Linked DNA regions of Homo sapiens: all the other regions are linked to region 7. Evidence: chromatin contacts called from ENCODE Hi-C or POLR2A ChIA-PET data. All regions are on one chromosome and are shown on one strand. The core of a region is the stretch at or near the end of the contact, and the rest is flanking DNA. Distances in the headings are between cores, read along the strand shown.

Evidence for each region. Hi-C counts contacts between places; a loop is a spot of excess contacts on that map. ChIA-PET counts read pairs that join two places held with the same protein, here RNA polymerase II (POLR2A). Pooled maps may share reads with other maps.
Region 1: a loop to region 7 is called in a pooled map, with 3 times the contacts of the local background. The contact joins the promoter of CCNY here to the promoter of HNRNPF in region 7. A Hi-C loop is called at or near these places in 1 of 37 single-sample maps with no recorded cell type and 4 of 50 pooled maps. POLR2A ChIA-PET finds 5 or more read pairs at or near these places in 1 of 52 experiments (HEK293).
Region 2: a map with no recorded cell type shows a loop between it and region 7 (6-fold over the local background). The contact joins the enhancer-like site here to the promoter of HNRNPF in region 7. A Hi-C loop is called at or near these places in 1 of 37 single-sample maps with no recorded cell type and 3 of 50 pooled maps. POLR2A ChIA-PET finds 5 or more read pairs at or near these places in 1 of 52 experiments (CD8-positive, alpha-beta memory T cell).
Region 3: a map of B cell shows a loop between it and region 7 (15-fold over the local background). The contact joins the promoter of ZNF25 here to the promoter of HNRNPF in region 7. A Hi-C loop is called at or near these places in 2 of 168 maps with a recorded cell type or tissue (B cell and naive thymus-derived CD4-positive, alpha-beta T cell), 1 of 37 single-sample maps with no recorded cell type and 9 of 50 pooled maps.
Region 4: a loop to region 7 is called in a map with no recorded cell type, with 22 times the contacts of the local background. The contact joins the promoter of ZNF33A here to the promoter of HNRNPF in region 7. A Hi-C loop is called at or near these places in 2 of 37 single-sample maps with no recorded cell type and 7 of 50 pooled maps.
Region 5: a loop to region 7 is called in a pooled map, with 6 times the contacts of the local background. The contact joins the promoter of WDFY4 here to the promoter of HNRNPF in region 7. A Hi-C loop is called at or near these places in 4 of 37 single-sample maps with no recorded cell type and 3 of 50 pooled maps.
Region 6: a pooled map shows a loop between it and region 7 (8-fold over the local background). The contact joins the promoter of CREM here to the promoter of HNRNPF in region 7. A Hi-C loop is called at or near these places in 5 of 37 single-sample maps with no recorded cell type and 7 of 50 pooled maps. POLR2A ChIA-PET finds 5 or more read pairs at or near these places in 1 of 52 experiments (activated CD4-positive, alpha-beta T cell).

The regions. Positions count from the first base shown.
Region 1 is chr10:35,334,746-35,338,016 of GRCh38, reverse strand. It overlaps CCNY (cyclin Y), which reads right to left and starts at 1,508. Exons shown (of 10, transcript NM_145012.6): 1 at 810-1,508. The coding sequence starts at 963. It overlaps CCNY-AS1 (CCNY antisense RNA 1), which reads left to right and starts at 1,593. Exons shown (of 4, transcript NR_186477.1): 1 at 1,593-1,797; 2 at 1,941-2,089. RefSeq lists a silencer at 1,143-1,882.
Region 2 is chr10:38,037,221-38,040,958 of GRCh38, reverse strand. The region is part of intron 4 of ZNF33A (zinc finger protein 33A); the gene reads right to left. Among named protein-coding and RNA genes, the nearest start is that of ZNF33A, 28 kb to the right of the region's middle. Within about 2 kb of position 2,383, at least 6 of the 41 ENCODE cell types and tissues checked have a DNase peak (open chromatin) inside an H3K27ac peak, as active enhancers do.
Region 3 is chr10:37,975,187-37,978,463 of GRCh38, reverse strand. It overlaps ZNF25 (zinc finger protein 25), which reads left to right and starts at 1,817. Exons shown (of 6, transcript NM_145011.4): 1 at 1,817-1,958. It overlaps ZNF25-DT (ZNF25 divergent transcript), which reads right to left and starts at 1,709. Exons shown (of 6, transcript XR_930830.4): 1 at 1,459-1,709. RefSeq lists enhancers at 1,574-1,803, 2,844-2,933 and a silencer at 1,844-2,253.
Region 4 is chr10:38,009,144-38,012,554 of GRCh38, reverse strand. It overlaps ZNF33A (zinc finger protein 33A), which reads right to left and starts at 1,880. Exons shown (of 5, transcript NM_006954.2): 1 at 1,772-1,880; 2 at 205-257. The coding sequence starts at 213. RefSeq lists an enhancer at 1,178-1,357.
Region 5 is chr10:48,683,167-48,686,935 of GRCh38, reverse strand. WDFY4 (WDFY family member 4) reads right to left here and starts at 2,063. Exons shown (of 62, transcript NM_001394531.1): 1 at 1,935-2,063. RefSeq lists enhancers at 1,273-1,813, 1,832-2,131, 3,062-3,141 and a silencer at 2,792-2,841.
Region 6 is chr10:35,124,601-35,128,184 of GRCh38, reverse strand. It overlaps CREM (cAMP responsive element modulator), which reads right to left and starts at 1,339. Exons shown (of 8, transcript NM_183011.2): 1 at 992-1,339. It also overlaps a transcript of CUL2 not described here. RefSeq lists an enhancer at 302-371 and silencers at 732-871, 932-1,451.
Region 7 is chr10:43,407,163-43,410,438 of GRCh38, reverse strand. It overlaps HNRNPF (heterogeneous nuclear ribonucleoprotein F), which reads left to right and starts at 1,253. Exons shown (of 4, transcript NM_001098204.2): 1 at 1,253-1,308. RefSeq lists silencers at 834-1,063, 1,514-1,633, 2,914-3,276 and enhancers at 1,354-1,413, 2,144-2,483, 1,923-2,526, 2,494-2,543, 2,684-2,743.

The sequences.
Region 1 (3,271 bases), core at 259-2,758, 8.1 Mb after region 7:
TTATCACTGAGCAACAGTGCTAATAAATATGTTGCCAAACCAATAAAATAAATAAAACATTACTGCGTGCAGTAATTAGTCTTAGCTTTTTTTCTTTTTGCAAACTCCAGACCAACCAAAAGTCACCTGAATAAATCAGAAATTCATAGGACTGCAATTCGGGCCCATGCAAAAACTGAGACTTAACCCAAAGGTGTCTGACAATCTTTTAAAGAGCATTCTCGGGAGAAGCTATTTGACTAATCCTGGAACCGCCACTCAAAAAAATCATTTTTTAAAAAAAACGGTAGAATGGGAACGGGGGAAGTGGAGTCCATTTGTAAGGTTCCGGGGAACTGACTCAACATGGTTCTCCAACTCGAGGTTGGAGACACCGGGATTCCAAAATGGGAATCCACTCACTTCGCTTTTATAGGACAAACGCGTGCACAACTTGGCTTCGGGCTGCATTCAGGTAGTGCCGGGAACCCCGAGCTCCCGGGCCGCCCCCACCCAGCTCTGGCCGCTCCATTAAGGACGAGGGCCGGCTCCTGTCACCTCGCGACCCACGCGCACACACCCGCCCTAGGCCCGCCGTGCTCGATGCCGCGGGCCTGCAAAGTTTCCGCGGCCGCTCACTTGGGGGTAACCAGCGAGGGGTACGCCCAGAGGCTGCGGGGCCCCGGGCGCCTAGGCTGCGCGGGCGAAGCCCCGGTTATGCACGGGTCGCCGAGACCGGCTGGGCAAGCAAGAGCAGCCGGGCCGCCCCGACGTTGGCTGTGCGACTGTTGCCGCGGGGGCGGGTAGGGGGCTCGGCGGGCCGCACTCACCGTCTATGTTCTCCCGGTCGCTGATGTGCTGCAGGTTGCAGCCCGTGTCCTCGCGGCTCAGGTCCGTGTCTGGCCGGTAGGACTCCAGCCGGGAGTGGGCATTCCTCCGGAGCTTGGGACTGGACGACACGCAGCACGAGGTAGTGTTCCCCATCTTCGGCGGCCCCCCGACTCCTGCTGCTATCCTGTTCTCCCAGTCCCCGGGAGCGGGGCGCGGGTGGACGCGGGGCGCGGGCGGCGGGGGCGTGTGGGGAGGCCCGCCCGCTCGCCGCCACGGGAGGGGGCGGAACGGCGGCCGGCCGCCGGGTCAGCAGCGGCGGCGGCGGCGGGGCCTCGCCATGGGCGGCGGCGGCGGCGGCGGCGACGAGCGGGCGACGGCCCCGGCTCCCCCTCGGCCGGCCTATCCGCGGCGGAGGAGCGCTCGGGTCCGCGCGACTGCGGCCGCCGCGCCTACCTCACCCCGCCGCGGCCATGGCGGGCGGCGCCGCGCAGGCCGCCTCCCCCCCGCGCTTCCCCAGTTGGTGTCCGCTTCCCCGGCGGCTGCGGCGACGGCGGCCGCCTCGGCAAGAGGTTCCGGTTCAAGCCGGGGGCACGCGTGTCCGCGCCGGACGGCGGGACTAGCCGACGAGCGGGCGGGCAGCGGGCGTGGGCGCAGCCCCCGGACTCCTCGCGGCGCGGTGCGGCGCGGCCAGGGAGGATGCTGGCGGCCCTCCCTCGCCAGCGGCGCCCGCCCTCGCCGCAGCCCCCGCCCCGCCCCGTCACCGCCCCTTCCCTCTGCCCTGGAAGCAGATCGGCGGCCGCGGGGAGGTTCGGGGCGGCGCAGCCCCGCGCGGTTGTGGGATCGCTCCCGGGGGCCGCTCCTCTCTCGGGCACTGGGGTCGCGGGAGACGTCGTCGGGAGCTCGGTTTCTGGAGGCCCTTCCCCACCCGGCCTCTGCCTCCTCCACTCCCCCGGGCTGGACGGAACGGGGCCCAGCGCGGGATGCGAGGTGCGTCCCCGGGGCCCGCAGCGGGCGGGAGCGCAGCCAGGGCCCGGTCGGGGACGCAGGCCCAGGGCGCTGAGGCTGCACCTGCCTCTCCGAAACCGGGCTGGCTCTTTTTGTCTTTTTATTTTTCTAATTTATTTTTTTAGAGGTATGATTTCGCTCTGTCGCCCAGGCTGGAGGGCAGTGGCGCAATCTCGGCTCACTGCAGCCTCGAACTCCTAGGCTGAAGCGATTCTCCCGCCTCAGCCTCCAAAGTAGCCGGTACTACAGGCGCGCGCCACCACGCCTGGCTAAGGTGTGTGTGTGTGTGTGTGTGTGTGTGTCTCCAAAGTAGCGAGGACTACGGGTGTGTGTGTGTGTGTGTGTCTCCAAAGTAGCGAGGACTACAGGCTCCCGCCACTACGCCAGGCTAAGGTAGGGTGTGTATGTGTGTTAACTTTTTGTAGAGATGGGATCTCCCTTTGTAACACGGGCGCCCGCCACTAAGCCAGGCTAAGGTGGTGAATGTGTGTGTGTGTGTGTGTTAACTTTTTGTAGAGATGGGATCTCGCTTCGTAACCCGGGCTGGTATCGAACTCCTGTCTTCAAGGAATCCTCCCGTCTGGACTCCTCCCATGGGATTACGGGCATGAGCCACGGCACCTGGCTATTTTTTTTTTCTAAGCATTTAAATAAGCTGGGGCTTGATTTGGGAGTTTTCTATTGTATTTTGAGCTTTGCCGAGGACTTGATAGTGACCTTGCTTTAAGCTGTGAAATAAATCTTGGGGTCCCAGAGCTATTTTAATATTGAATTCGCTGTGGAGTTGTTTTGAGTTCCTTGGAGGTTAACATGAGATAGAAAACTAAGTTAACACAACTCATCGACTGCCCTTGCTTTGCTTTGCTTTGCTTTTAGAATGCCATCGGGTTTTGTCATGTTGGGAACAAGTTAACTTAGGCCAGTTGACTAAGATCAAGGTATGTGAACATGCCTGGCTGGGAGAGAAGTAGAGTAAATGTTGGTTCGCATTCCCTCCCGACGCCCACAATGCCAGCCATCCCTGACTTTTCTTGCCTTTATTGGGAAGAATATAAGGTGGCAGAAACAAACTTCCCACCCTTTTTCCAAATATTTACTGAAGGAGTCTTGAGGAGAGTCTTGTGGGGTGGGGGGGTGGGGGTGGGAGCTGGGAATGTTTTTGAACTAGTTCTTGAAAAAAAAACTAGTACAATAGTACAACTGTCTTAATTTTATATATGAGGAAACTGAGGCCCAGAGATGAAATCATGCCTTGATTTATGCAGACCTCAGTACCTGTTCGTGACAAATCCAGTTACTAAAAGGTAAGAGAAGGAATAAGGGACTTGATATTTATCTAGCATCAGCAATGTGTGGACATCGTGTGAACGGCTTTATAAACATTTCATTTAATTCTCTACATCTAGCCATTTTTTAACCTGTGCTTTCCCTCCCTCTCAAAGTACTGTTTATACAT
Region 2 (3,738 bases), core at 1,134-3,633, 5.4 Mb after region 7:
GTTTTTCCACTTAAAATGGAAATACATTCTAGTAAGGACAGAAAAAATACTAAGTTGAACCTCTGTAAATCCTAAACATACAAAGGGGTTTCAACCCAATAAACCTATTGAAAAGTTAAAAAATCATAAGTCAAACCATTTTAAGTCAGGAACCATCTGCATAGCAATAACAACAGGAAAAAGGGAATGATTTGAAAATCCAATCAAAAAGCAACAATTCTCAGGTTGTCAAAAGTGTGAAAATCCAAACATGTGCTGTCTATAAGAGATAGATACAAACAGGTTGAAAATTTGAAGACAGAAAAAGATATATCCGGCACATGGCACCTATAAGGCTGGAGTAGCTATCCTAATATCACACAAAATACACTTTAATACAAAAATTTTACTAAGGATAAAGAGGGGAATTTTATTAATATAACAATAAAAGGGTCAATCAATAAAGGAGACATAACAATTCTAAGCCTATGTACTACTAACAGAGCCTCAAAGTATGTGTAGCAAAAACTGACAGAATTAAAAGAAAAAAATATACAAGTCTACAATACTTATTGCAAACTGTAATACCCCATTTTCAATAATGGTTAGGACAACTGGGCACAATATAAACATGGAAACAGAAGATATAGATGACACTCTAAAGCAACCAGATCTAAGAGATATAGACAGAACATTCCACTCGAACAGTGGAGCAGGTATGCTTCAAAAGTACACATGAAACATTCCCCAGAATAAATTTAAAATGATTCTCTGACCACAGTCGAAATTACAAATCAGTAAGACAAAGGAATTTTTAGAATGCACAAACATGCACAAATTATATAACATATTCCGAAGTTAAAAAAAAAAGTTAAAGAAGCAATAAGAAGGAAAATTAGAAAAAATGCTTTGAGATAAAAATGAAGACATACTCAAACTTATGGAACACAGATAAAGCAATCCTTAGAGATTTGTAGCTGTAATAACCATATTTAAAAAGATCTCAAATCAGTAAACTAATTTTCCACCTTAAAACACTTGGACAGGAGCAGCAATACAAAACCAAATCAAGCAGAAGGCAGGAAAGCAGAAAGATTATAGAGTAAAAATTAATGAACTAGAGAACAGAAAAACAATAGCTGATTCCTGGAAAAGATCAACAAAATATACAAACCTCTAGCTAGACTGACATTGAAAAAGAAAAAAAAGAGAGAGAAGGTTCAAATTACTAAAAGTAGGGATTAAAGATGTATTACTAGTACTCTTACAGAAATAAAAATAATTACAAAGAATGGTATGAACAATGTATGCCAACAAATTATTTAACTTCAACAAAATGGGAAAATCCATAAAACAAAAACAACTAAAACCAACTCAAGTAGAAAAAGAAAAATCTGAAAAGACCTACACAAGTAAAAAGATTGAAGTTGTAAATTTAAAACTCCCCATTACAGGTGGGATGCTGTGGCTCATGCCTGTAATCCTACCACTTTGGGAGGCCAAGGCAGGTGGATCACTTGAACTCAGGAGTTTAAGACCAGCCCAGGAACATGGTGAAACCCCATCTCTACAAAAAAAAAACACAAAAAATTAGCTGGGTGTGCTGGCATATGCCTGTAGTCCCAGCTACTTGGGAGGCTGAGGTGGGAAAATTGCCTGAGCCTGGGAAGTCAGGCTGCAGTGAGCCATGACTGCACCACTGCACTCCAGCCTGGGCAATATAGTGAGGCCCTGTCTCAAAAAAGACAAAAAACAGACAAGAAAACTTCCCATTACAAAAACAAAAAAAAAACCCAGGTCCATAAGGGTTCACTGGAGAATTTTATCAAACATTTAAAAAGAATTATCAATTACTCAAAAACTCCAAGAAAATAAGAAGAAACACTTGCCAGCTCATTCTATGATCCCAATACTACTACTCTGGTACCAAAATCAGACATGAAAAAAAATACAGATCCATGTGTCATGATTACAGACATATAAATCCTCAACAAAATACTAGCAAATTTCATCCAGTAGTATATAAAAAGGGTTACATACAATTATCAAGTGTGATTTATCCTAGTAATTCAAATTTGGTTTATCATTTGAAAATCAATTAATACACCACGTAAGGAGAAAAGAAACAATAACCACATGATCATCTCAGTATACAGAGAAAAAGCATTTAACACAATCCAATGACCATCTTCTCTATAAAAACAATCAGCAAACCAGGAATAGAGTTAAACTTCCTCAGCCTGATTAAAGGCATCTACAAAAAGTCCACCACTAACATCATACTAAATAATGAAAGGTACAGTGATTTTACTCTAAGAACAAAAAGAAGACAAGAATGTCCTCTTGCTGGTTACACATCACACAGGAGATTCTAGTCAAGAAAAGCAAGGGGAAGGGGAATTTAGATTGAAAACAAAAGTGAAACTATCTGTATTTGCAGTTGACTACTCATGCATATAGAAAATCTTAAAGAATCTGCTGAAACACTATTAAAACTAATAAAAGAGTTCAACAATGTTGCAGGGTGCAAGTTCACTAACAACAAACAAATCATAAATGAAAATTTAAAAATAATTCTGGCCGGGCATAATGTCTCAAGCCTGTAATCCCAGCACTTTGGGATGCCGAGGTGGCTGGATCACCTGACGTCAGGAGGTTGAGACCAGCCCAGCCAACATGGTGAAACCTCATCTATACTAAAAATACAAAAAAGTTATCCAGGCTTGGTGGCATGTGCCTGTAGTCCCAGCTACTTGGGAGGCTGAGACGCAGTGAGCCGAGATCGCACCATTGCACTCCACCCTGGGCAGTAAGAACAAAACTCTGTCTCAAATAAGTAAATAAATAAAATAAATTCCATATACAATAGCATCAAAAAGAATAAAATACTTATAACTTTAATCAAGGAAATACAGAGCTTATAGTCTGAAAACCACAAAACAATGATAGAAGAAATTAAAGACAGCCTAAATAAATGGAAAGGCACTGAACAGTGTTCATATGGTTAAGATGGCAATAACTGCCAAATTAATACCTAAACTCAACACAATCCCTACCAAAATCCCATCTGCCTTTTTGGAGAAACTAACAAGCTGGTCTAAAATTTCATGTGGAAATTTAGGGAACTGAATATAATCAAAACAATCTTAAAAAAGAAGTAGAAAGTTAGAAGACATACACTTCTCAATTTGAAAATTTGCTACAAAATTACAATAATCAAGATGGTATGATACTGGCATAGAGGAAAACATATGAAATAAAATTGAGAGTTCACAAATAAACACTACTATATATTATGTTCAGTTAATTTTCAACAATGATGCCAACACAATTTAATGTTGAAAAATCACCTTTTCGGCTGGGCACAGTAGTTCACACCTGTAATCCTAGCACTTTGGGAGGCTGAGGCAGGCAGATCACAAGGTCAGGAGTTCAAGACCAGCCTGGCCAATATGACGAAACTCCATCTCTACTAAAAATACAAAGACATTAGCCAAGCATGGTGGCGCATGCCTGTAATCCCAGCTACTCAGGAGGCTGAGGCAGGAGACTTGCGTGAACCCAGGGGGCAGAGGTTGCAGTGAGCCAAGATCGTGCCACTGCCCACCAGGCTGGGCGTCAGAGACTTCCTCTCAAAAAAAAAAAGAAAAAAGAAAAATTACCTTTTCAAGAAATGATGCTGAGACAACTGAATATTTGTATGCAAAACAATCAAAATTATTCCTTTCCTCACACCATATACAAAAACTAATTGAAAAT
Region 3 (3,277 bases), core at 568-3,067, 5.4 Mb after region 7:
AGGAGGCTGAAGCAGAGAATTCCTTGAACCTGGGAGGCAGAGGTTGCAGTGAGCCGGGATCATGCCACTGCATCCCAGTCTGGGTGACAAAGCCAGACTCTGTCTCAAAGAAAAAAATAAAACAACTGAATTTTCCTTCTTGCAAAAAGGGAAAAAGACCTTTACTCCTCTCTTTTCTTACAGCATTTCCTTAAGAAAACTTGTAATTGTAAATCCCTTCTCTGTCCCTGTGAGATATAGCAAAACTTTTTAAAAAGTAAATAAGCTTCTTGCTAGTTTAACAACCCAGGAAGGTCTTTCTTAATGGCCTTGGGTCATGTCTTTGAAATGTAAGCATCAAGGAAGATTGCACCCCATCTCCCTGCCTCTGTGGTAAACTCCTAGGCTCCTGGCTACCCGCGGTTAACTACCTGCGTGTCATAGAGATACCAGAAACTTTACTTTTCATTTGCATAATGGCAATTAACTAACACTGATGGCTACCCTAATTATCAGGTGAATTTCAGATGAATTATGCATAGCAAATGTTGCTGTACAGTCATCTTACTTGAGGACAAGTTATTTTTACCTTGAGGAAATAGAATGCGTTGTACCAGACCGGCTAATACAAAAAATGATAGTTCTTCCTGTCTTCATAAACTCATTAGTGGGTTGCCTGTGACGCACATCGCAGTCTGGTTTAATGTTTATTCAATAATGTAACTGTTTTGTTCTTTTCTCCATCTGTGGAGAGAATTTTCTGGGTTGGCAAGAGGCTTTATTTTAAATTATTTCCTCAATACTTCCCATCCAGAAAGGTGGTGTGTGTGTGTGTATTATGTGCGCATATTTTTATATGTATATATATGTGTGTTTATACACATGACAATATATACGTTTTTTTCTAGATGATTCTACATGTTTTAATGTAATAAAGTTATTGACCAGGAAATATATAATTTGTTTTACATATACAGCCAAGTCCTCTCTCTGTATCCGCGGGGGATTAGTACCAGGACCTCCCTGGATTACTCAAATCCAGGGATGTTCAAGTCTCTGGTAGAAAATAACCTGATATTTGCATAACCTACACACCTCCTCCTGTATATTTTAAATTATGTCTAGATTAATTGTACACCTAACACAATGTAAATACTATGTAAATAGTTTTATTGTATTGTTTAGGGTATAATGACAAGGGGGAAACTTTGTACATGTTCAGTAAGATAGAATTTTTAAGTATTTTCATTCTGAGCTTAGTTGAATCCATAGATATGCACCCCCAGGATAAGGAGGGATGACTATATATATTCCTTAGTGAAATGATAGTCATGATACTCTATACCATTAGGTTAAAATTTGTGTAAATTCATGAGAAGGATGTTCACCTAACATTAAGCGCTTTTGCTTTTGGGAAGTGGTATACTCGTTTTCTGTTTTAGCTTATACATATTTTGTAGTTTATTACGTTTCGCGTACCGTTTGCACAATTGTGAAAGCTAGCATTCCTAAGAGGAAGCGGTTACAGGGCATTATCCTTCATTACTCCACGTACTCCTGTACCCACGGAGTTCAATCACTTTAACAAAACTGCCCATCAGTGTTCCTTGGAGCACCTCACGGTGGATTTCTGTCTTCAAGCCCAGACGTGCAGGGTGCAGCTCTCCGGCCATCACTGAGCAAGGACAGCGCCCTCTCCCGGAAACCCGACAGCAATCACTCAGGCCGCTGGAGGCGGCCGCGCCTCACGACGTCATCCAAGATGGAGTCGCAGCCGGGCCTTCTGGGAAGCGTAGTTCTGGAGTAGGGCTAGGGAAACGTTCTGCGCATGTGCAGTGTCTTCTTTCTGGCATTGGCGTTTTTTTGGTCTTACGCCCTAGGGTGGGGAGAGGACTCCGGTGCCTCCGGGTCTGGGCTGGGCCGCAAAGGGCGGGGCCTGGGCCCGGCGCGGGCCGGGAGCAGAGGCCGAGACCCTGCAGGTGTGTCGAAGGCTTTTGCGGGCGGGCAGGGCCTGGGAGGCGGGGTCTCGAGCCTGGAAGCCGCCTCCTGGCCCCGGAGCGGCCTCCGCGGAGGGCCCTGGGTGGGAGCCGCCTGGTGGGGAGGTTGGCTGGCTGCGCTGGCGCCCCTGCCCGGAATGGCGTTTGCGCGACCTGCTTGAGGGGCGGCCAGAGGAGGCCTGCGGTGCTGGGCAGTGGGCGCCCGGAGCAGCCGCATTGTGTGACGTGACCGGAGCCGCCATGTGAGGCGCGCTGGCCGCTGCAGACGCGGCGCTCCAAAGCCGCAGGGACGTGGGCTCTGGTCCAGCGTCTGTAGGTGGTCCCAGTGCGGCTCGACGCGCATCTGGCAAATGATGGGGGCCTTTGGGTACTGAATAGGGTAATAGATGTAAAGTATGATACAGGACTCAATAAAGGTGAGCTGCTTCTATTATTACAAAACATGCTGTTTTCATTATTGGCTCATTTAATCATCGTAACCATCCTTTCGACTTAACCATCTCTATTAAAATAAATGTGACTATTAAAGATTCAGAGAGAGAAATCCGTTTACCCACAGTATTAGCAGGTGGGATGTAAATCCTCACTTTTTCCTCTGAGTTAATGCGCCTTGCCACACTAAAATCCAGTCTTGACTTGTATTTAGCACAGCATTTGCCCCTTGAGCACCACCAGAACGTAGCTGTGTGGTGTACTTGAACCCAGTCTCAACCAGGTAGTGTTCTGTTTCCAAAAATGCTTGGGGAATCTTCAGAGCACTTGAGTCAAAAGGTGAATTATTTAAGGCCTTCCTGCATCCTCCAACCTTAGTCTCTTCTCAGAGGACTGTGAAACGTGTAAATTGAAACCACAATTTGAGCCCTCAATTTTGCATTTTACAGGAGAAGCTGGGAATCCCATCCAGCCCAGAGGCTAGTTTCTAAAGACAGGAAATGGGACAAAAAATTTTTTTAAAGATGAAAACTGCAGTTCATCAGTTCCTCCATTTTATGGTGGTGATCTTATAATGCCTCTCATTGGCTGATAACTGAGCTTAGGCATTTCGTAAGCACCATGCTAGCTGGAAGTGGTTTTTGCTGCTTATTTTAGTTTTTTTTTTTGGTACATAATGTACATATTTGTGGGGTACATGTGATATTTTGATATATGCATACAATGTGTCATGATCAAATCGGGGTAATTACAATATCCACCGCCTCATTTATCATTTCTTTGTGTTGCAAATATTCGAAATCTTCTAGCTATTCTGATAGCTAATAAATTATTGCTAACACTTGTAACCATACTGTGCTATTGAACAC
Region 4 (3,411 bases), core at 631-3,130, 5.4 Mb after region 7:
GGGGCTGAGGCAGGAGAATTGCTTGAACCCGGGAGGCAGAGGTTGCAGTGAACCGAGATGGGGACATTGTACTCCAGCCTGGGTGACAGAGTGAGACTCCGTCTCACAAAAAAAAAAAAAAAAAAAAAACAAACACCATATCGACTCTTACAAATCTCACAAAGTCCACTGCAAAATAAAGTAGGGAATTAATAAACAACTTACCTTGTTCATTTTGTTCTGTTCTTGGAAAGACGGAGACAACTCTGAAGATACAGCTGAGTTAGAAAAAGAGGAATGGGGTCATGAAAGATTTGGCCTGCCTGGCAACTCCTGGATTCTTCCGCCCTAAGAAGCCATACACACCCACTAGGTAAAATGCTTCCTCTGGGAGAGTATCAATGTCCTCTGACACTTTGGAATAGGGGGTAGAAATGGTGGAAGAACACTTCGGAATAGGCGGTAGAAATGGTGAAAGAATAACTCCAACATAATTATGTAGCTCTTGGGCACAAGATTTTTTACCGGGTGAAAGTAAATATTTGCTTCCTAAGGATTTCAATCTCCCTCGGTGTTCACAAAAAAAAGTATAATGACAATATTGGCCAAACAAGTTAACAATATATTTAATGAAGGAACATTAACACTAAAACCATTGTAAAAAATAGGACTAAGCTATCTATTTTCCCAGTAATGTTACTTAACCTCTGGTGAGTGACTCCACAGAAAGCCATAAGCGGCAGTGCTTCAAAGAAAAAATCAGTTTTAATTTCTTCATCTAACTTTGTTGCTATTTCTCAAAGGGATATTTTAAACTTGCTTTGATGTGTGTGGAAAAGTAGACAGTACTGGCTTAGGGGTCAGGAGATGTGACTTAGTCTTCCCTACTAACTGTGATCCTGAACAAGTCAGTGACCTTAACAAACAAAAAAACAAAAAAAATCTTTTTCTTCTAACAAATGAGGCAAAATTAGGTAATTCTTTGTTTTTGTTTTTTTTTGAGACGGAGTTTCGCTCTTGTTGCCCAGTCTGGAGTGCAATAGTGCGATCTTGGCTACCTGTAACCTCCGCCTCCCGGGTTCAAGCAATTTTCCGCCTCAGTAGCTGGGATTACAGGCATGCGCCACCACGCCCGGCTACTTTTCGTATTTTTAGTAGAGACGGGGTTTCACCATGTTGGTCAGGCTGGTCTCGAATTTCTGACCTCAGGTGATCCACCCGCCTCGGCCTCCCAAAGTGCTGGGATTACAGGCGAGAGCCACCGCGCCAGGCCAAAATTAGGTAATTCTTGAAGATCTTTCCTGAGTGCAAGATCAAGTCAGGACAGAGGAACAGCAAATACCAAGATGCAGTGATGGACCTGACTGGAGGTCAGTTCGGAACCTAAAGAGGATGAATGCAATACGTGCAACCGAGTCTGCCGGTCTGGCGGGCGACTGCACCCGCCTTTCCCCGCCCACGTACCGCGGCGCCCTAGCACACGCGCACAGGCTAGACAAGAGAACTGCCCCTCCCGCAAGGCTCAGCGCGCGGACTGCGCAAGCGCACATGCCCTCCTCCGCGGCCCCCACAAATGGGGCGACACACGCTGCGTACCCTGCTCCGTACAGAGGCCGCGCCTTTGAGGAACCGGCCTAGCGTCGTGGCCCACACGCTGCAGCCCCGCCGTCCCCGCCTTCCCCTATGAGGTCCCCGGGCCTCCTCCCCACCACTTGGTACCGGCCCCCTGCCGCCCGCCCCAGGAGTCGCGCGGGGCTCCCTCTCTCTCCCTGCCCAACCCACTGGGGCTTACCCCACTCCCTCGTCGGGTTGCATTCGCCATAGAAAAGCGCGTAGACCCTTGAAATCCCGGGACCGCCTCCCACGCAAAACCTGAGAAAAACAAAAGGAAAGGCGGAAACGCAGACGTAGCCGGCGGACGAGGCATGCGCAGAGCCCACGCGCACAGCTTGATGCTGTTGGCGCCCTACCTGGAAACTACCTTTCCCGTGAGGCCGGGCGAGCAGCCCTTCGGATTGGTAGAGAAGTGCCCCGCTAGGCAGTGGGCAGATGCGGTCTGAGTTGGTGCTGGAACTGCCTGCAGCCCTGGCTTTCCCCGGGGCACTCCAAAGGGATATACTGCGGGGGAGGTCTGTGGGCAGTTTAGACGCAGACGCTCAAGGAAAGGACCGCTGCGTGTCATTTTCCGTTTAAATGTTAGGAAATAGATCTCGTCCATACAGTTTAAAAGACTTTCATGCTATCAGCGGTTCTTTGGGAGCGGGGGAAAAAAGGGGAAGGTGCGGCCGGAAAGCTACTTCATCAAAATGGTTAAAGCAATAAACGGAAATTGTAGCTCAGTAAGGAACTAGACATAATCTGAAAGAAGAAAATAAATGTCACGTATGATTTCCTCTGTGACATTAAAATTGCTTGACTAAATGGAAATACTTTTAGTCTATCTGTACCTTTCTTAGGAAGACAAAATTCCTAAAAGAATATCAACAAATTTTTGTTATGTATTTTTTCTCTTTGATCTTTAGTGTATTCTGTACTTCACAAAAGCATTCTCAACTTTATCTAGAATAAGTAAAAACCCAAATGAACAGCCAGTATACATTTTAAAAAGCAGGAAAAAAATGCCTAAGGAATATCTGTATCTATCTACATCTATCTATATAATATTGCTCTATTCAAAGTAGTTTGGCACCTGCTCCATGGAAATAAGACAGCTTAAGAGTATTCTTTAATGTGTAGTAGATACAGCATTTCAAAACAGTGAGGGAAAGAATGGAGTATTCCAAAGAGCATGTCATTCCGAGCAATTTGGAATGTAGAGATATACATAGATCACACATGATAAAATCTCACATGTATACAATACTTAAACATTTAAACCACTAAAAGAGTAAAAATTTTTGAAAATTGACAAGTGGACCAGGCACAGTGGCCCACACCTGTAACCCCAGCACTTTGGGAGGCGGAGGCAGGAGGACCACTTGATCCTTGGAGTTCAAGACCAGCCTGGGCACTATAGTGGGACCCCCATCTCTACAAAAAACTAAAAATAACAATTAGCCTGGCATGTAGGCAGGCACCTGTGATCCCAGCTACTCAGGAGGCTGAGGTTGGAGGATCACTTGAGCCCCGGGCTGCAGTAAGCCATCATGGCACCACTGCACTCCAGCATGGGTGACAAAGTGAGACCTTGTCTCAAAAAAAACAACAAGGGATGTGATGCCAAAGACAGAAACTATAAATTTAATATCAGTCACATTTTATAATAGAGAAAAATAAGCAACTCCATTCCAGCAAAACTTTTTAAGTCCATTATGAGAATTGAAAGTAATGCAAATATGGCCAGGCGTGGTGGCTCACGCCTGTAATCCCAGCATTTTGGGAGGCTGAGGCGGGTAGATCATGAGGTCAAGAGATCGAGACTATCCTGCCCAA
Region 5 (3,769 bases), core at 814-3,313, 5.3 Mb before region 7:
CATCCAGTAAGGCTGACGATATGTACAACCTATGACCCACCAATTCTATTTCTAGAGTATATACCCAAGATAAATTCTTGCACACATGCCCCAAGATGCATGTACAAAAATAGTTCTAGCGGCACTGCTTATAATAGAAAAAAAAATAAACTCTTGAAATACCTAAAATGCCATCAACAGCATCTCAGATAAATATATTGAGGTACACTCATCTAATAGAATACTGTACTGCAGAAAACTTTAATTATCTACAGGTACATGCAACAATATGAAGAAATTTCAGAAACAAACTTTTGAACCAATTAGGCAAATTTTAAAAGAATATTTAATTCCATGTTTACAGAGTTCAACAACTTGCAATCATACATATATAGCGATTTAAATATGGGATGTAAAATTAGAAAAAGAAGCAAGGGAACAATAAACCCAAAATTCTGGACTGTTGCTGCTTCTGAAGAGGGAAGGTGAAAGATGGGCATGAAGAGGACCTCAGAGATGATGCTGATCTTTAAAAAAATCTAAGGTGTCAGCACACAGGGTTTATGCTGTTTTTATTACTTCTATCTTATTATGGTCTTTCTAAATTTTCTTTTCTTTCCTTCTTTTTTTTTTTTTTTTTTGGAGATGGAGTTTCATCGTGTTGTCCAGACTGGTCTTGAACTCCTGACCTCAGGTGATCTGCCCCTCTCAGCCTCCCAAAGTGCTGAGATTACAGGCGTGAACCACTGCGCCTGGCCGAAATTTTCTTTTCTTTCAACACAGAAAATCTTTCCAAGTTCATGAAAGAATAGCCCATGTGCTCAGGATGGACAGACAGGAAGGGCCTCCCTGACCTGACCCTGTTCCCTACCTCTCTGGCCAGAACCCCAGGCATGCCCCTTACCCGGCTCTGCCACACCAACCTCCACGAGGTCTCCTCCTCCAGACCCTTATCAAGAACACTTCTCAGAAACCCACAGGACTCGGCCTCCCTCACAGGTCCCCTCTCAGAAGACTAGAGCCATCCCCACCCTCCCAAGACCCCCACCCTACCTGCTATTCTCCCACCTGCTGAGCACCGTAGACCCCTGTCCGCTTTGACCAGAGCCTGGCAGGGCGTGGTTTCTCAATACCTATTTGTTAAATAACTAAATGAATGACTATACATAAACTCATATTAAAATTAGTGTGCTCCATGGAAAGGGTAATGCATAGAGCCCTTAGTTATCAAACCAGCCCCCCCACACTTTAGATGAGTTGGGACAAAGGATCGGTTTAGTGTTCTAGAAGTTTCATTTCAGGGGAAAAGAAGAATCAGTCCTTACTGAGCAGGTGGCCCTGCTTAGGCAGAAAATGCAGGCGTTTCAATGGTTTGCTGTAATAATTCAGATGAGGGAAGTGAGCCCAGGGAGGCACCTACTTACCAGAACCCAGTGGAGTAATGACAGGGCCGGGATAGACCAGCTCCCTCTGAGGCCCGTTGGAAATGGCCCTCCAACTCTGCACTCCTCAGAGGCCTATGAGGGAGCTTGGAGGGCGAGCCTCACTGTCCTGTCGGCCTGCTCTCTCCGCCCCCTCGACAACCAGGAAAGCCCGTGTCAGCCCTTCCCAGGGTTCCCTTCATAGCAGGACCCCGAGAAAGGACTTGACCTACCGTCAGAGGTCGAGGAGTGCTGCTGGAGCCCAGCCTGACTCCCAAACTTCAGCAGTGACACACACTCAGGCAGACCCAGGCCCTGGAGTGGCCCTGACCACATGGGCCCCCCACGCCACACACACTTCCTGCTCCCCAGCTCACCTCCTCTCCCACATTCACAAACCCAAACCAGGCACTGGGTCACATGTGCCCCATAGTCAGCCTCCCAGGAGGCAGCCAGTAGGCCCCACGCTGACAGGCGGCGCCCATATGCCCACCTCTAGGCTGGCCTGGCTGGGCCAAGAGCAAGGTGGCCTACCTGGAGGGGTGGCCGTCAGCGCCTGTAGACATCAGAAGGCATGGGCCCCCTATCCCCAGCTGCAGCCCCTCAGGCTCGGGGGAAGAGGACCCGGCCCCACATCGTCAGTCCTCAGCGCCGTTTCACTCTGAATCACTGGAGCTGGGTCTCTGCTCATTTCCTGGAGAAAGCAGAAGTGGAGAGCCGGCAGATGCCTGACTCTGCCCACTCTCCAGCCGACCACGGAGCTGCTGGAGTTCTGGCGGGTGACTTGGGTTCTGCAGCAAGGCCCCTTGGGGCTGGCTGTGCAGCCTCCGTGGTCAAGCGGTGCTGGTTGGGGCCAAGGACAAAATGGAAAGTACAGCCCAGCCCTAGAAGAGTAGGTCTGGATTCTGTGTCCCCTCTTCACTAGCCGTGTGACCACTGGTGCACACCTCTCCTCTCTGGGCCTCTGGCAAAATGAGAACAATGATGGTGTTAGGTGAATCTAATCAGAGGTGTGTTTAAGTGCACCCCTGGACATGGCATGGGTTGGGCAGCCCTCACCCCACCAAGCTCAGAGTTGCCCACTTGGATTTCTTCCTCCCCCATCCTCAGATAGAACTTGAACCACCAATGAGGGGAGTCCTCCTGCGGCCAACACTGAGGCAAGGATGAGAGGACATCTAAAACCATAGAATGGAAGTCTCTGAAACTCAGACTCCAAATTCTCATTCCTCTGAGTATATAAACTAGGCTGAATTATCCATGTCACCTATCCATAACGTCATCTCCACAGTACAAACAAGCATGTCCATTCACACACAATCCTGCTTGTGCTCTGTAAAAGGAGAATTTTGCCAAAGAGCAAGGGCACTTGTTAGCGCTAATGCCTGATCCTTGATCCTCAGTGCAGCTCATCGCTTGTCTCTAGCTCACAAAACCAGTGGACCATGCATGACTGACTGAGAGGCAGCAACAACATCACTTGTTATGACATGGAGTAAAGCTCCAAGATTGGTTTAAAGAGGAAAATAACATTTGTCACAAAACCTCAACCTCCACCAGTGCAAACTTGTCAGTAGACAGCAGCCAAAATAGGAGATCTATCCAGCTGCACTCCAGTCTGGACAGCAAGAGCGAAGCTCCGTCTCAAAAAAAAAAAAAAGAAAAAAAAGAAAAGAAAAGAGAAATTGAAAGGATACATGCAGTGCCAGCCAAGGGAAAGAGAAAACCTTAGAGAATTTGCAGTGAAGTGTTTGTTGTATATGATGAAAACCCCTCGTCATTGTCACCAATGAAATCATAAATAAAATCTACAAGAAGATATTGCCTGAAATCAGAGGCCTATGGTAAGAGCGGATTAGACAGAGGAACTTCCACAGAGGCAGGAAGGGTGGCCAGCATGGGACAGGCCAGGACCCCATGCCTGTGAATGCCCAGAGGAAGCGCGGAGAGTCTGTCATAGTGGGATCTCGCAAAGTCTGCTGGAGGGCCCACCTGCACCCAGGTCTCCTACCTTCTACCCACCCCAGCACCTTGCCGGGTAGCCAGCAGCAGGCAGGTAAAGAGCACTAAATTCAGAGCTAGAAACTCAAGGTTGAAATTCTCACTATCTTAACTGAGATAATTGACATCTTATTTGCAGAATGAATGAATGCCTTGTTAGAAGGAACAAATCAAATAATATTTGCAAGAGAGGTTTTTTTTTTTTGAGACGGAGTCTCGCTGTCGCCCAGGCTGGAGTGCAGTGACGCGATCTCGGCTCACTGCAGGCTCCGCCCCCCGGGGTTCACGCCATTCTCCTGCCTCAGCCTCCTGAGTAGCTGGGACTACAGGCGCCCACCACCTCGCCTGGCTAATTTTTTGTATTTTTA
Region 6 (3,584 bases), core at 90-2,589, 8.3 Mb after region 7:
GTATCTGATATACAAATAAAACGCAACAGGATCAAGAAACATGCTGAGGCCAGGCGCGGCGGCTCACGCCTGTAATCCCAGCACTTTGGGAGGCCGAGGTGGGTGGAAGGTCAGGAGTTCGAGACCAGCCTGACCAACATGGTAAAACCCCATCTCTACTAAAAATACAAAAATTAGCAGGCGTGGTGGCGCATGCCTGTAATCCCAGCTACTCGGGAGGCTGAGGCAAGAGAATCGCTTGAACCCAGGAGGCAGAGGCTGCAGTGAGCCGAGATCATGCCCCTGCATTCCAGCCTGGGTAACAGCAAGACTCCGTCTCAAAAAAAAAAAGTATGTTTAATAATGTGTTTATTCCCCAGATTCAACAGGCTCTGGAAACCTTACCAGATGGCCCTAAAAAGGCAAGACTCAGGCAGAAGGGAAAATGCGCCTTCCGAGAGCGGTCGCGGCTCTGCCCTTCCCACTCCGGAGACTGCCCGCGCCCGGGACCGAATGACTCAGCTGCGAGGCCCTCCGGCCCAGGTTTTGGGGGAAAACGGGCTGCGTCCGCTTTCGTCTAAACTGCGCTCGTAAAGTGGGGCAGAGGCGCTGGGGGCACTCAAATCCGAGGTCCTTACTTCTGGATTCCTTTTCCTTTTCCGAGTTAAACCGCTCCCCTGAGCCGCACGGCTCTCTCAGGGAGGATTTTCCAACTCGTCCCAAGTTCGCGAGGAGGCAGGCGGGTCCCGGGGCAGCTGAGCGCACGAAGCGGGCGTGGGGCGGCGAGCCGGCGGCCTCGGGGGCGCCGAGCGAGGGGCCGCGTCAGGTGAACTCGCGGCTGCCCCGCCAGTCCTTGGCCCGGCCCCGGGGTCCCGGCCCGCCGCCCACGGCTCCGCTCGGCCTCTGCTGCTCCACCGCACCCGGCTCCGCTCCGCCTCCTGCCTCCACCTCCACCTCCTGCGCCGCGTCGCCCGCTGCTGGGTCTCGGGGCCGGAGCCGACGCACCACTTACCCGCCGCAAAGGGATTTACGTAGCGGACCTCGTCACTGATTACGGACGCGAGGAGGTGGAGACGGCGAGCCCGACCGCCGCTCAGCAGCGGCGCCGCCGCCCAGCAACCCGGAGCCGGCAGCGGCCCCACGTAGTCCTCACGTCAGCTGTGATGCGGTAGCCGCGGCCTCCCTGCCGACCCCGGACCAAAAGTAGCGCTGCAGCCGACCGAACCGCGTCCTCCCGCCCCGTCCTCCCCTCCCCCACGCCGGGACGGCCTCCCGGGGGAGGCCCCGAGGAAAAAAATCCAGGCTCGAACTCCGCCCCCTGCCGGCCGCCAGCAGGAGTGAAGCGCCACAATCCAACAATGAAATGGAACCGGGGAGGGGCGGCGGGAAGGTGCGGGTCAGGGGGCGGGGCCTAGGGATAGGGAGAAGGAAGGTCAGGGGGCGGGGCCAAGAGGAGGAACTAGCCTGGAGGTGGGGCGGAAGGTAGGGGCGGGGGCAAGGCTGGAAACCGGAAGCTGCCCGTGCCGCGCCGCGCGTGCGCCAGAAATCCAATGACTTGTCAGCCAGAGTAACGGCTGTTGTCAGGTCTTCAGGGTCTCGAGGTCGGTTTCTTCCTAACGCCGCCAACCCCAAGCTAAGGTCCGCGAGCGTCTCACCTCTGTCCAGGCTGGGCTGCAGTGGCGTGGTCTCGGCTCTCTGCAACCTCTATCTCCCCAGGCTCAAGCGATCCTCCGGCCTCAGCCTCCTGAGTAGCTGGGACTGCAGGCGTGCTTCTTCTGACTTCTAAAAGCTATCTACATACCTTGACTAGTGGCCCTTTTCCTCCATATTCACAGCCAGTCACAGCTGGTTGAGTCCTTCTCCAAAAGAAGCTTGAGCTCCTGAGACAATTCACCTGCTTCTTAGGGTCATTTATTGCAGTTTATCCCAGTATTTGACTGGAAATGGTCCGCATGCTGGGCCCGCTGGCTCGGGCCTGTAATCCCAACACTTCGGGAGGCCAAGGTGGGAGGATCGCTTGAGCCCAGGAGACCAGCCTAGGGAACACAGTGAGACTTCATCTCTTTTTTTTTTTTTAGATTAGAAAGGTCGGCCGGGGGCTCACGCCTGTAATCCCAGCATTTTGGGAGGCAGACATGGGCAGATCACCTGAGGTCAGGAGCAGCCTGGCCAACATGGTGAAACCCCATCTCTACTAAAAATACAAAAATTAGCTAGGAGTGGTGGCAGACGCCTGTAGTCCCAGCTAGTTGGGAGGCTGAGGCAGGAGAATCGCTTGAACCTGGGAGGTCAAGGCTGCAGTGAGCTGAGATCGTTCCACTGCACTCCAGTCTGGGTGACAGAGCGAGGCTCCATCTCAAAAATAAAAAAAGTAATGGGATATCAGGAATAAAGAATAGCAGCATGGTTATAGAGTACAGTAGGTCCTCACTTAACGATAGGTTCTTAGAAATCATGGCTTTAAGCCAAACAACTTACAGCAGGTCCACAAAAAAATTTTCATTCAGTGTTGTTTTCATTTCGTTATAATATTGATGATAACAAAAATCGGTTTCATTGTACGTTGTTTCACTGAAAACCAGTTTCTAAGAAGCTATTGACAATGTTAAGTGAGGATTTATTATTTCATATCAGTTACTGTAGTGTCAGAGTGTTTTCATAATTTTCACTGAGCAGGACTTAATCTAAATCCAATCTGAACCTTTGTTCAAATCTAATTTTCGTAGGTCAAAGGGAATGTATCCACAACAATTGTCTCTGTAACAGGAGTTCATATGAATCAAAAAGAATCAAAGGAATGGCAATTTCTTATTTGCAAAGTATTTGCTCTACGGTTTCCTTTCTTGCCAGTATTTTACTCCCATATGTATGTAGTCTTAATTATAAAGTTCAGAAAGCACAAACCATATTTTTTTGTTCATCTGTTTTTTTACAAAGATCAATACTGGAGGTGAGATACACATACTTACAAGCCCATCAGTTCATGGCCTCTGCTATACCCTTGCTGTAAGATGTAATAGACTTAAAAACCATGCAGTTGGATCTGGGTTTAAATGTATGCTTGTTAGCTGTGGGCAAGTGTCATATCCTCTTAGGGGAAGCATAAGGTTTTTAAATGGGAAGAAAAATAGTACCTACCTGTTAGGATTATTGTAGATTTTAAAAAATATCTGCCATAAGATAAATACTTAAAAACCTACTCATGTTTACGTTAGTCCAGTGTCTAGCTTTTGGGGCTCCTCACCTAGGTGATAGTTAATTCTCTGTTGGGGAGGGACAACTAGGTCACCTACTTTTCTGAGAAAATACGGGCTGTCAGTCACACCCTTATATTCCCTCCTCACTTCAAAATATCTTAAACTTTCCCTCCCTTTCTGGGTCGGGAGGAGCACCTCTTTTTCCTCTCCGAATCCAACTGTAAGTTAGATGTCATTTCTTTCCCATATCAGATCTTGCTCAATTACCAAGAGTCATACCTACAGCCTTTTTCGTCCTCTTGGCTCCTTTCCCTACAAATGTGTTAGTATCGTGCCTCTTGAAAACTGTTGGCACTGCTAGCCCTATAAGGAAGGCCACAGAGTTGCCAATTCCGGGTTGCACATTTA
Region 7 (3,276 bases), core at 4-2,503:
CAGTGAGCCGTGATTGTACCACTGCACTCCCGCCTGAATGACAGGGCGATACTCAGTCTGGAAATAATAACAATAGTAACAATGTTCAGCTTAACCTGTGATGAGTGCCTTGACATCATCTCTTCATGAAGAAGATCCACCAAAATAAAATGGTTACAATTATTAGCCCTACAATACATCAAAAAAAAAAAGAAAAGAAAGAAAATCTGTCCCTGGCTTAGCCATTAGCCACCAAATCTGTGTGTTCAGGTGCTCTGTGACTGAAAATCTTGCCCTCGACCTGGGTCTGAGTTACATTCTGAGGTTTGGGGGCTTCTCACACCACGGAATTTATCACCTGAGCAACTTCAACCTGACAAATCCCTCCTAACGCCCTGCTCTGAGACCCCTTTAGGCGGTCTCCGGAGTACTCAGTGTACCTTTTTTTTTTTTTTTTCTTTGAGACGTAGTCTCGCTCTGTCGCTAGGCTGGAGTGCAGTGGCGCGATCTCGGCTCACGCAAGCTCCGCCTCCCGGGTTCAAGCGATTCCCCTGCCTCAGCCACCCGAGTGGCTGGGACTACAAGCGCGCGCCACCACGCCTGGCTAATTTTTTTGTATTTTAGTAGGGGTTTCACTATGTTGGCCAGGATGGTCTCGATTTCCCGACCGCCTGATCCGTCCGCCTCGGCCTCCCAAAGTGGTGGGATTACAGGCGTGAGCCACCGCGCCCGGCCTTCAGTGTACTACTTTCCTTATTTTATTTTTTGAGACAGCGCCTCGCTCTGTCGCCCAGGCTGGACGCAATGGAGCAGTCACGGATCACTGCAGCCTCGACCTCCCGGGCTCAAGCGATTCTCCCGCCTTAGCCTCCCAAATTACTGGGACCACAGGCTTGCGCCACCACGCCCTGCCATCGGCTCTCATTTCCTTTTCCCATCCTAGTCTTCCATCAGGCGTCCTTTCGGCGCACATTTCAGTGTCCTGCGGGGCTCACCAGTGTCCTTCCTCCAGGGCCTCAGGGGCAGTCAGAGGGATCTTTCCCGCCGCTCCACTCCCTCCTCCTCCTCCCCCTCCCCCTATCCCCTCCCCTCCCCTCCCTTCTCCTCTCCAGAAACGTCCTCGCTTGTCCGCCTCCACCGCCTCCCCCGCCAGCCGTGTCGGCTCTGCTCCGCGCCCAGCCGGCCAACCGGCGGCTCAGCTCTGGCGCGTCACAATGCGCCGTCGCGGCCCCGCCCCCGGACGCCGGACGCAGAAACTCCGCCCTGCCGCGGTCCTTGCGTCCTTCCGGCTCCGTCGTGGAAGCAGGACTGCGCCGCGTCTTCCTCAAGGTGGGGTTCGGGGGGCCACCGAATCGCTGTCACGCCGGCAGGTAGCAGGGGGTGGGGACGCGGGCTCCTTGGGCTTCTGTTTCCTGGTGTCCAGGGCAAAGGGCTGAGCCGGGCAGTAGGGCCTAGTCGGGGCCTGGCTCGCCGGGAGCAGGAGGGCTTCCGGCAAAGCCGCGTGCGCTCGACGGGCAGGCGCTGAGGATTGGGGCCGGCAGCGCGCCTGACCCCGCCCCTCGTAGGCTCCGCCCCGTGCTCGCAGGCGGGGGTTTCCATGGTGATGGTCAACAAGCCTCAACTGCCTCTGCTACAACTGCCAAGTTCCCCGCGTCCCACCCTCCTCTAGGTGCTCCAAGGGACCACCGGGGTGCCTGATATGAGAGCGGGAGTGTAGAGACTCGGAGGCCGAGGTGAGGGGCGGCCGAAGTCTCCGAGGTCGAAGGCCGCACACCCGGGACCTAGCGGGGACCGGGTCCCCCTGGGGGTGGGGACGGGGGGTGGGATTTGAGATTAGGGAGACTATCCGAAGTCCAGGGCCCCGTACCCGGACTACCTGGGGACTGGGCCTATTGGGGTGGGGATCGTTGGGCTGGGGCTGGGATTTGGGATCAGGGAAGAGCGATCTGAGTTTAAGCGCCGCAAACCTGGGACCGAGCGAGGACTGCACATAATGAGGGGCCGTGGCGCTGAGATTTGGGTGACGGGATTCGAGGTCGAGGGGCCCGTACGTGGGACCGGCAAGAACTGGACCCACTGGGATCGGGAGACGCAGCGTCGGAGGTCGAGAGCCGCACGCCCAGACAGTGGTCCCACGCGGTGAGCACCGCGGGCTGAGATTTTGGAGTCAGGAAAGCGCGGGGAAGGCACGGACGGCCGGGTGCGTTAGTCCGGCCCCCTGGCGGGGAGCTGGCGACTGCCGGAGGGCTCTGAAAGTGAGAACAGGCCTGGCGCAGTGGGAGGCCCAGCCGGGAGGATCTCTTGAGCCCAGGAGTTCCCGACAAGCCTGGGCAACATAGACTGTCTCTACTGAAAAGTAAAGAAAAAAAAATTAGCCACGTGTGGTGGCGCGCGCCTGTTGTCCCAGCTACTCGGGAGGCTGAGGCGGGAGGGTCGCTTGCTCTGAGGTCGAGGCTGCAGTGACAGTGATTGTGCCACTGCATTCCAGCCGGGCGACGGAAATGAGACCTTGTCTCAAAAGAAGTAATAATAGTAATAATACCTGAGTAAAATGAAAGCCGCGCGCTCACGTGGCTGCAGGCGCCTGAGAGTTGCACAAGACTTCCTTGTGGGGAGTTGGCTCCGCCCTCCTCCCACGCCCGGTTCCCGTAGCCTTAGCTCTCGGCCCCGGGCCCTTTTTCCTCCTCGGCTGCGCCGCGTGTCCTCGGAGCGCGGTCCCTGTATTGGTCTCCTGCTCCTAGAGGTATCGTGTTTGTATTTGGGGTGAAAATCTGACTCGTGCGCGCTCTTCAGCTTAGTCGTCCTTTTTTTTTTCCTTTTGTTTGTTTGTATTAAGTATTTTCGTCGATTCCGCCCTGCTCGTAGGAAACTTGTGGACGGGGCCCGGCTCCTGCTGCGCCGGCTGCCCGGCTCCCCCAACCGCAGAGTCGTGGACCAGGGTTTTGAGGAGCAAGGCACCCGACTCGCCCTCCCCCCAAGGCCGCCCCGGGCGCGGGAACCCCTCCCCCTAGGCGCCTGGGACCCCCGCTCGGCTCCGCGTGTGTCCCGGCGGAGGGTGGAAGGAGAGCCGAGCTCGGCCATTGCCCGCGGGCGGCCCGGGGACGAGCTGACGCGCCTCTTTAGTTCTCGAAACTGCTCGCGGGCGCTGGGGGCTCGGGCCGGCCATCTGCGTGGCGGGACGCGAGGCGCGCGCTGGCGGCTGCGCGCGAAGGGCAACGGGCGGCGGCGGCGGCTTCCCGGAACCGCGCGGGGCGGGCCCTGCGCCGGGGTCAGGGCCACAGCCTCAGGCGGCAGGGA